Linked DNA regions of Homo sapiens: region 2 is linked to region 1. Evidence: read pairs that join two places in POLR2A ChIA-PET (ENCODE). Cell type or tissue: PC-9. All regions are shown on one strand. Region 1 overlaps VPS33A (VPS33A core subunit of CORVET and HOPS complexes). Region 2 overlaps CLIP1 (CAP-Gly domain containing linker protein 1).

Region 1 (4,000 bases):
CCGGCCCATGAAGTATTTTTTAAAAAGATGCTGTCCCCCTTGGCAAATTAATAATTTAAAAATATACTCACCTGGAGAATCTCTCTTTTGTAATAATCCAAAACTTTTTGTTTGAGCCCACTATTACACACGGATTGGAGGCAAACTAGTCTTAACACCTTGATCAACGAGTGCTTTTGGGCGATACAATCCTCAATGTAATTGTTGACCTGGAAATAAAGTAGCATACATATACATATACATTTACATATACATACACACACACACACACACACACACACACACACACACAATACATGGTTTAGGAACTTAACTTGATGTTTATTATTATTTTTCAAAGTCCAATAAAGGAGATACGTGGGAAAATGAGTTATTTTTCCACAGTCCCTAACCCTTCCCCGAAATAGCTCTGCTAGCCCCAGCCACACACACACCCTGGCCACCACACACACACACACACCCCACACACACATACATACATACACACACACACACACACACACACACCCCCCAGTGATCAGGCCAAGTCACTGGAGCCCAAGGCCGCTGAGAATACAATTGGTCACTCCATATGCCTGTCTGGACACGTCTGTCTCTAAGGACACGCTTCTGAGAGGCTACCAGATGTCTACTCCATTTCAATAGTATCAACAACTAATCTAGCAAAAAGTATCAGTAATTGTTTTATGTTAGGAATTTTCATAAAGTGAATAATTTAAAATTTGTTAATAGAGCTATTTAAAGGAGTTATATAAGAAACTCTTTCAAAAGAGCAAATACCTTATCTAATACAGTCTTAAAAAGATTTGATTTTAGGGGCCAGGTCTCATGTTGCCATGTATGGCAGAAAGTGTCTTGCACAGAATAATGTTAAATATCTGTTACTTGATAAAATCTACACTTGCACATTTTGCATTTGCTCTTAAAAATATTTAAGTGGCCGGGCGCAGTGACTCACGCCTGTAATCCCAACAGTTTGGGAGGCCAAGGTGGGCGGATCACAAGGTCGGAGATCGAGACCATCCTGGCTAACATGGTGAAACCCCGTCTCTATTAAAAATACAAAAAATTAGCCAGGTGTGGTGGTGAGCGCCTGTAGTCCCAGCTACTCGGGAGGCTGAGGCAGAATGGCGTCAACCCGGGAGGCGGAGCTTGCAGTGAGCAGAGATGGCGCCACTGCACTCCAGCCTGGGCAACAGAGCAAGCTGGGTGACACACAGTGAGACTCCGTCTCAAAAAAAAAAAAAAAAAAAAAAAAAAAAAAGGCAAGGCATGGGAATCAAAGCAATTGGTTTTCTGGCTATAATCTGAGGTTTAATAAGCTTTCAATTACTTGTTAAAGAGGTTTTTTTGTCCACATACCTTATCAGTGTCTATTCCAGACATAAACTCCTGTTCCACGGTTAATTTATCAAAAAAGTCTTCAGAAGCTAAAATGAAATTAGCAAATTTGCAACTTAGAAATTAAATGTTAATTTACTTGAGTGGCATGCTTTTATACACAGAGCACGATTCAGAAACTAGACATGTGGCTGGGCACGGTGGCTCACACCTGTAATCTCAGCACTGTAGGGGGCCGAGGTGGGTGGATCACTTCAGGCCAGGAGTTCAAGACCAGCCTGACCAACATGGCCAAACCCCATCTCTACCAAAAACACAAAAATTAGCTGGGTATGGTGGCACACACCCGTAGTCCCAGCTACTCGGGAGGCTAAGGCACAAGAATCACTTGAGGCGGGGAGGCGGAGGTTACAGTGAGCCAAGATCACACCATTGCTCTCCAGCCTGGGCAACAGAGCGAGACTCTGTCTCAAAAGAAAAGAAACCAGACATCATGCAAAAAAGCAAGCAAGCAATAAGTTCAAGTCATCACCTGAAGAAAATCTTTTAGGAAACATGGAAAACGCTAGGCCTCTGCACTCCTAAGTTACACTAGATACAGTCGACAAGTGCACTCTTTTGTATCCTTAGGATTTCAGTACAGACCCCAGAATGAGCGTCAGTATGAATGAAAGCTAATTTCTCAAGAACATTTCATTTTCATCATTAGGTTCAACCCAATTTCAACTGGTTTCCACTCCTATGAACAGGGAAACAAAGGACTGATTTTCCGATAACTGTGATTTACTTAAGATTCGAAGTATACTTCATAAAACAATCTCCTACTCAGCTTTTACAGCCCTGTGTTGTAACAAACAAACAAACTCATGTCTGCTTTAATAGATGTCTTCTGAGCTCTTTCAAAATACTCAACATATACTCTTTGTACCAATTCTGCACAGAATATTCAAGGGAAGAACATGCGCCAATAAGTAATCCTTCAAAAAAGGAAAAAAGCTGCTGGCCGCGGTGGCTCATGCCTGTAATCCCAGCACTTTGGGAGCCAAGGCAGGCGGATCACCTGAGGTTGGGAGTTTGAGACCAGCCTGACCAACATGGTGAAACACCATCTCTAGTAAAAATAGAAAATAAGCCAGGCGTGGTGGCAAGTACCTGTAATCCCAGCTACTTGGGAGGCTGAGGCAGGAGAATCACTTGAACCCGGGAGGCAGAGGTTGCGGTGAGCCAAGATTGTGCCATTGCACTGCAGCCTGGGCAACAAGAGTGAAACTCCGTCTCAAAAAAAAAAAAAAAAGAAAAAAAGCTAGACTAAAAAAATTAACCATCTCAGATTATGATGGCAAACTTATGGATAATTTTTTTCTCTTATCTACATTCCAAATATTTTTCATATAAATGATAATGAAAAAATTTGAGTTAAAAAATGGACCCTTCCTCTCTTTCTCTTTTTCTTTCTTTCGTTATTTCGAGATGGAGTCCTGCTCTGTCGCCCAGGCCGGAGTGCAGTGGTGCAATCTTGGCTCACTGCAACCTCTGCCTCCCGGTTCAAGCAATTCTCCTGCCTCAGTCTCCTGAGTAGCTGGGATTACAGGTGCCCGCCACCACACCTGGCTAATTTTTGTATTTTTAGTACAGATGGTGTTCCACTATGTTGGCCAGGCTGGTCTCGAATGCCTGACCTCAGGCGATCCACCTGCCTCGGCCTCCCAAAGTGGTGGGATTACAGACATGAGCCACCTCGCCCAGTCTTTTTTTTTTTTAATGGAGTCTCGCTCAACCAGGCTGGAGTGCAGTGGCGTGATTTCAGCTCACTGTAACCTTTGCCTCCAGGGTTCATGTGATTCTCATGCCTCAACCTCCTGAGTAGCTGTAACTACAGGCATGTGCCACCATGCCCAGCTAATTTTTGTATTTTTAGTAGAGACAGGGTTTCGCCATGTTGCCCAGGCTGGTCTTCAATTCCTGGACTCAAGTGATCTGCCTGCCTCAGCCTCCCGAAGTGCTGGGGTTACAGATGTGAGCCATCATGCCTGGCCAACAAATGGAACATTCTTTTTGTTTTGTTTTTCGAGATGGAGTCTCACTCTGTCACCCAGGCTGGAGTGCAGTGGCGTGATGTCGGCTCACTGCAACCTCCGCCTTCCAGGTTCAAGCAATTCTCCTGCCTCAGCCTCCCAGGTAGCTGGGACTACAGATGCATACCACTGTGCCTGGCTAATTTTTGTATTTGTAGTAGACATGGGGTTTCATCATGTTGGCCAGGCTGGTCTCAAACTCCTGACCTCAAGTGATCTGCCCGTCTTGGCCTCCCGAAGTGCTGGGATTACAGGCATGAGCCACCATGCCCCGCCTGGAATATCCTTAACTATTAACATATGTATACTTCATTAACACTGAGAAGAACACGTGGTATTAAGACAGAGCTGACTCTCCCGAAGAGGCATTGTGGTGTTGATGACCTAGGTGTCAAACGTTGTATGTGCAAGTAGCCCCAGACTGAAACAATCATTACAAAGGATACTCACTAGTGACATCTTTGATCAATTCTGCAATTGAGGTATGGTTTGCAAGCGAGCCCCTTGCTGCCTGCATGTGGGGCAACTGGGAAACAAACTGCTTGATCTCCCCCACGGTCTTAGCATTGTGTCTTTCCTGAAAT
Region 2 (4,000 bases), 170 kb after region 1:
AAGCTACGTATCCCTTTCAACAGAAACTAGTCACATGGTTTCATGTAATAAAGACACCCACTTTTCAGAAACCCAGGCAATAAGTTTTCTTTCACTTAGGCTATAAAAAAAATCACCCTGCTTATAAAGTTTATTTACGGTCTAGAAAGGAAAAGTCTAAATAGGTCCCTTCCTGCTTTAAGGTATTAGAACATAATGTCTCTAATAAAAAGTCATTATATGGGGTAAATCAGGAAGAGAGAGGAGGCAAGAGGTCAAAGGCCTTGATTAAAAGATTTTCAGGAAAACATCCCTACTGACTCTTATCTTTCCTGAGAAGAGGGGGAGAATATGCCAAATATTTCACTACAATACTTGAGTAAAAGAAGGGATTTTTAGAATCGGGGGGAAAAAGACTTATTATATTGCCTCCCTTTATACATCAAACCCAAGTTTTGGATGATTTGCACACCCTGAACATCTGGATCTTCTGGGCCTTAACTTCGGAGAAGATATTATAAATCAAGGACTCGGCAATTTTAAGTGTTAAAAAGGGGCAGAGTTAAACTGGGATCTATCCAAATCATACTTAGACATAAGTAAGCAAAGGAGCAAACAAACACCAAACTGCTTAATTCAAGTCGGAAGTATTTTAGAGCTTACGCTTATAGAAAACATTAGGGCAGCAAAATGTCTGCCTGTAGTCTCATTAGCATTCCTGCAAAGAGGTGGATGAGAATAAACTTCCCCAGGGTAAGAGACACCAAGGAGGGTTCCCAATAGGGATTCTGTAATATGACTACTTCCTCTTTTGAGAGATTTTGAAAGCATACTTTTAAGATTTTGTTGCTGAACCACAATAAATAGACAATTAAAAAGTAGACCCACCCATTGAGTTAGTGCTAGTGGAATATGTCCTTCTGGAAGTGCCATATGGAGATTAAAAGAAAAAAAAAAAAAGCTCTTTACTCATTGTGGCCAAGATTCCTTGGTACTTGGTGCCAGGGCCAGGATATTACCCCAGATGTCCTAGCCAAATTCAAGGTTGGCTAATTACACTCTGACAAACTACAAGCAACAAAAAAAGTCTCCCTCTGTTCCCTTGATTGAAACCTGAAGAGGTCACTCTTCCTTGAAATTGTTTTTATTTTTTAATTTTGATTGAATTGTACACTTTAATATGTGTACTTTGGTTTTGGGGGTTTGTTTTTTGTTTGTTTGTTTTTTTTGAGACAGGGTCTCACTCTGTTGTCCAGCTTGGAGTGCAGTGGCGTGAACACAGCTCACTGTAGCCTCCTGGGATCAGATTTCTTGGGTTTAAGAGATCCTCCTGCCTCAGCCTCCCAAGTAGGTGGGACTACAGGCATGTATCATCATATTCAGCTAGTTTTTTTAAGTTTTTGTAGAGACGGAAGTCTCAATGTGTTGCCCAGGCTGATCTCAAACTCCTGGACTCAAGCGATCCTCCTGCCTTACTCTCCCAAAGTGCTGGGATTATAGACATGAGCCACTGCACCTGGCCAAATATCTGTTTTGTTTTGTTGTTTCTTTTTTGAGACGGAGTTTCTATCTTTTTGCCCAGGCTGGAGTGCAATGGCGCAATCTCAGCTCACTGCAACCTCCACCTCAAAGGTTCAAGTGATTCTCCTGCCTCAGTCTCCCAAGTAGGTGGGATTACAGGCACCTGCCACCATGCCTGGTTAATTTTTTGTATTTTTAGAAGAGACGGGGTTTCACCATGTTGGCCAGGATGGTCTTGATCTCTTGACCTTGTGATGCACCCGCCTCGGCCTCCCAAAGTGCTGGGATTTACAGGCATGAGCCACCACGCCCAGCCCAAAATTCTTGTACAGTACCATCGGTCATTATGGTTTCCCTTAAGAGTGCATTGTAACTCAAATGCCAACTTAAAGCATACGGATTCTTTGAGTTCCGCCTATATGGGAAACACATTATGTATATTAAAAATGCTAAAAAAAAATTAGCTGGGCATGGTGGCGCATGCCTATAATCCCAGCTACTCAGGAGGCTGAGGCATGAGAATCCTCTGAACCCAGGAGGTGGAGGCTGCAGTGAGTCAAGATTACACCAGTACACTCCAGCCTCGGCGACGGAGTGAGACTCTGTCTCAAAAAATAATAATAATAAATAATTTTTTAAAAAAACATAAGACGCTGTTAATAGTTTAAAGCCTCCCTAAACAGCTATCTAAAAACTCGTATCTTGGCAAATACTGACGACTGACACTGCTTTCCAATTAAGATTGAAAAGTGGCTGGGCGCAGTGGCTCACGCCTGTAATCCCAGCACTTTGGGAGGCAGAGGCGGGCGGATCACGAGGTCAGGAGATCAAGACCATCCTGGCCAACACAGTGAAACCCCATCTCTACTAAAAATACAAAAAAATTAGCCGGGTGTGGTGGCGGGCGCCTGTAGTCCCAGCTACTCGGGAGGCTGAGGCAGGAGAATGCCGTGAACCTGGGAGGCGGAGCTTGCAGTGAGCCGAGATGGCGCCACTGCACTCCAGCCTGGGCGACAGAGTGAGACTCCATCTCAAAAAAAAAAAAAAAAAAAAGTGTTATCTAAAGTTTTCTATTAAACATAGATTTTGGCTAGGCACAGTGGCTCACGCCTGTAATCCCACCACTTTGGGAGGCCAAGGCGGGTGGATCACCTGAGGTCAGGAGTTTGAGACCAACCTGGCCAAAATGGTGAAACACTGTTTCTACTAAAAATGCAAAAATCAGCCGTGCGTGGTGGAGTGTGCCTGTAATCCCAGCTACTCAAGAGGCTGAGGCAGGAGAATTGCTTGAACCCGGGAGGCAGAGGTTGCAGTGAGCTAAGATCGTGCCACTGCACTCCAGCTTGAGTGACAGAGGGAGACTCCATCTCAAAAAAAAACCCATAGATTTTGAACTATAAAACTTTAAGACTAAAAAGGACGGCTTTGTTACAAGGTGCGCAATTCCAGGAAAAAGCTATATACACCAATATCAAGTTATCAGGCCTCCCAAAGTTAAGCAAGATCCTGGGCCTGGCACGGTGGCTCATGCCTGTAATCCCAGCACTGTGGGAGGCTGAGGTGGGTGCATCATGAGGTCAGGAGTTCAAGACCAGCCTGGCCAAGATGGTGAAACCCTGTCTCTACTAAAAACACAAAAACTATCTGGGCGTGGTGGCAGGCGCCTGTAATCCCAGCTACTCAGGAGGCTGAGGCAGAGAATCGCTTGAACCCGGGAGGCAGAGGTTGCAGTGAGCCAAGATAGCGCCACTGCTCTCCAGCCTGGGTGATAGAAAAAAAAAGTCCTGAACAGTCCTGAACAGATGGATAGAAATAGGAAAGTATACACTCAATAGCACATCTGAACATCAAGTACTGGGCTGGCCTTTGTGCCATTGCCAAGGTATTCTGTACATTACTTAAAATAACCTAAACTGGGCTCAATTTCTATTCACTAGCTGTGTGGACTTTTAGGCAAATTAGGGAAATTCTTTGAGCCTCATTTTCCCCCATATCTTTATCTTCATCAAAATCATTAATAACATGACATAGTCAGCACAGTAGTACAAGCCTACAGTCCCAGCTACTGGGGAGGTTGAGATGAGAGGATCACTTAAGCTCAGGAATTTGAGTCTAGCTTGGGCGATATAACAAGACCCCTTCTCAAAAAATTAATTAAAAATAACATGGTGGCCGAGAGCAGTGGCTCACACCTGTAATCCCAGCACTTTGGGAAGCTGCAGTGGGTAGATCACCTGAGGTCAGGAGTTCAAGAGCAGCCTGACAAACGCAGTGAAACCCCATCTCTACTAAAAATATAAAACTAGCCGGGTGTGGTGGTGTATGCCTGTAATCCCAGCTACTTGGGAGGCTGAGGCAGAAGAATTGCTTGAACCCAGGAGGCAGAGGTTGCAGTAAGCAGAGATCACGCCATTGCACTCCAGCCTGGGCAACAAGAGCGACACTCCATCTCAAAAAATAATTATAACAATAACATGGTGCCCAGGTGTGGTGGATCACA

The links. ChIA-PET counts read pairs that join two places held together with the same protein. Peaks named below come from ENCODE experiments on the same cell type or tissue, not always from the same donor. Only the 100,000 strongest peaks of a DNase experiment are listed, where the experiment ranks them.
Region 2: POLR2A ChIA-PET joins it to region 1 with 5 read pairs; 2 of 35 experiments call an interaction of 5 or more read pairs at or near these places.

Annotation. Positions count from the first base shown.
Region 1 is chr12:122,238,516-122,242,515 of GRCh38, forward strand. It overlaps VPS33A (VPS33A core subunit of CORVET and HOPS complexes), which reads right to left. Exons shown (of 13, transcript NM_022916.6): 8 at 3,867-3,993; 9 at 1,363-1,430; 10 at 72-209. Among named protein-coding and RNA genes, the nearest start is that of DIABLO, 14 kb to the left of the region's middle. In PC-9, no CTCF peak of the experiment used is centred here; no DNase peak of the experiment used is centred here.
Region 2 is chr12:122,412,949-122,416,948 of GRCh38, forward strand. All of the region lies in intron 1 of CLIP1 (CAP-Gly domain containing linker protein 1), which reads right to left. Among named protein-coding and RNA genes, the nearest start is that of CLIP1, 7.7 kb to the right of the region's middle. RefSeq lists enhancers at 3,188-3,247, 3,288-3,407. In PC-9, no CTCF peak of the experiment used is centred here; no DNase peak of the experiment used is centred here; H3K27ac peaks cover 1,585 bases.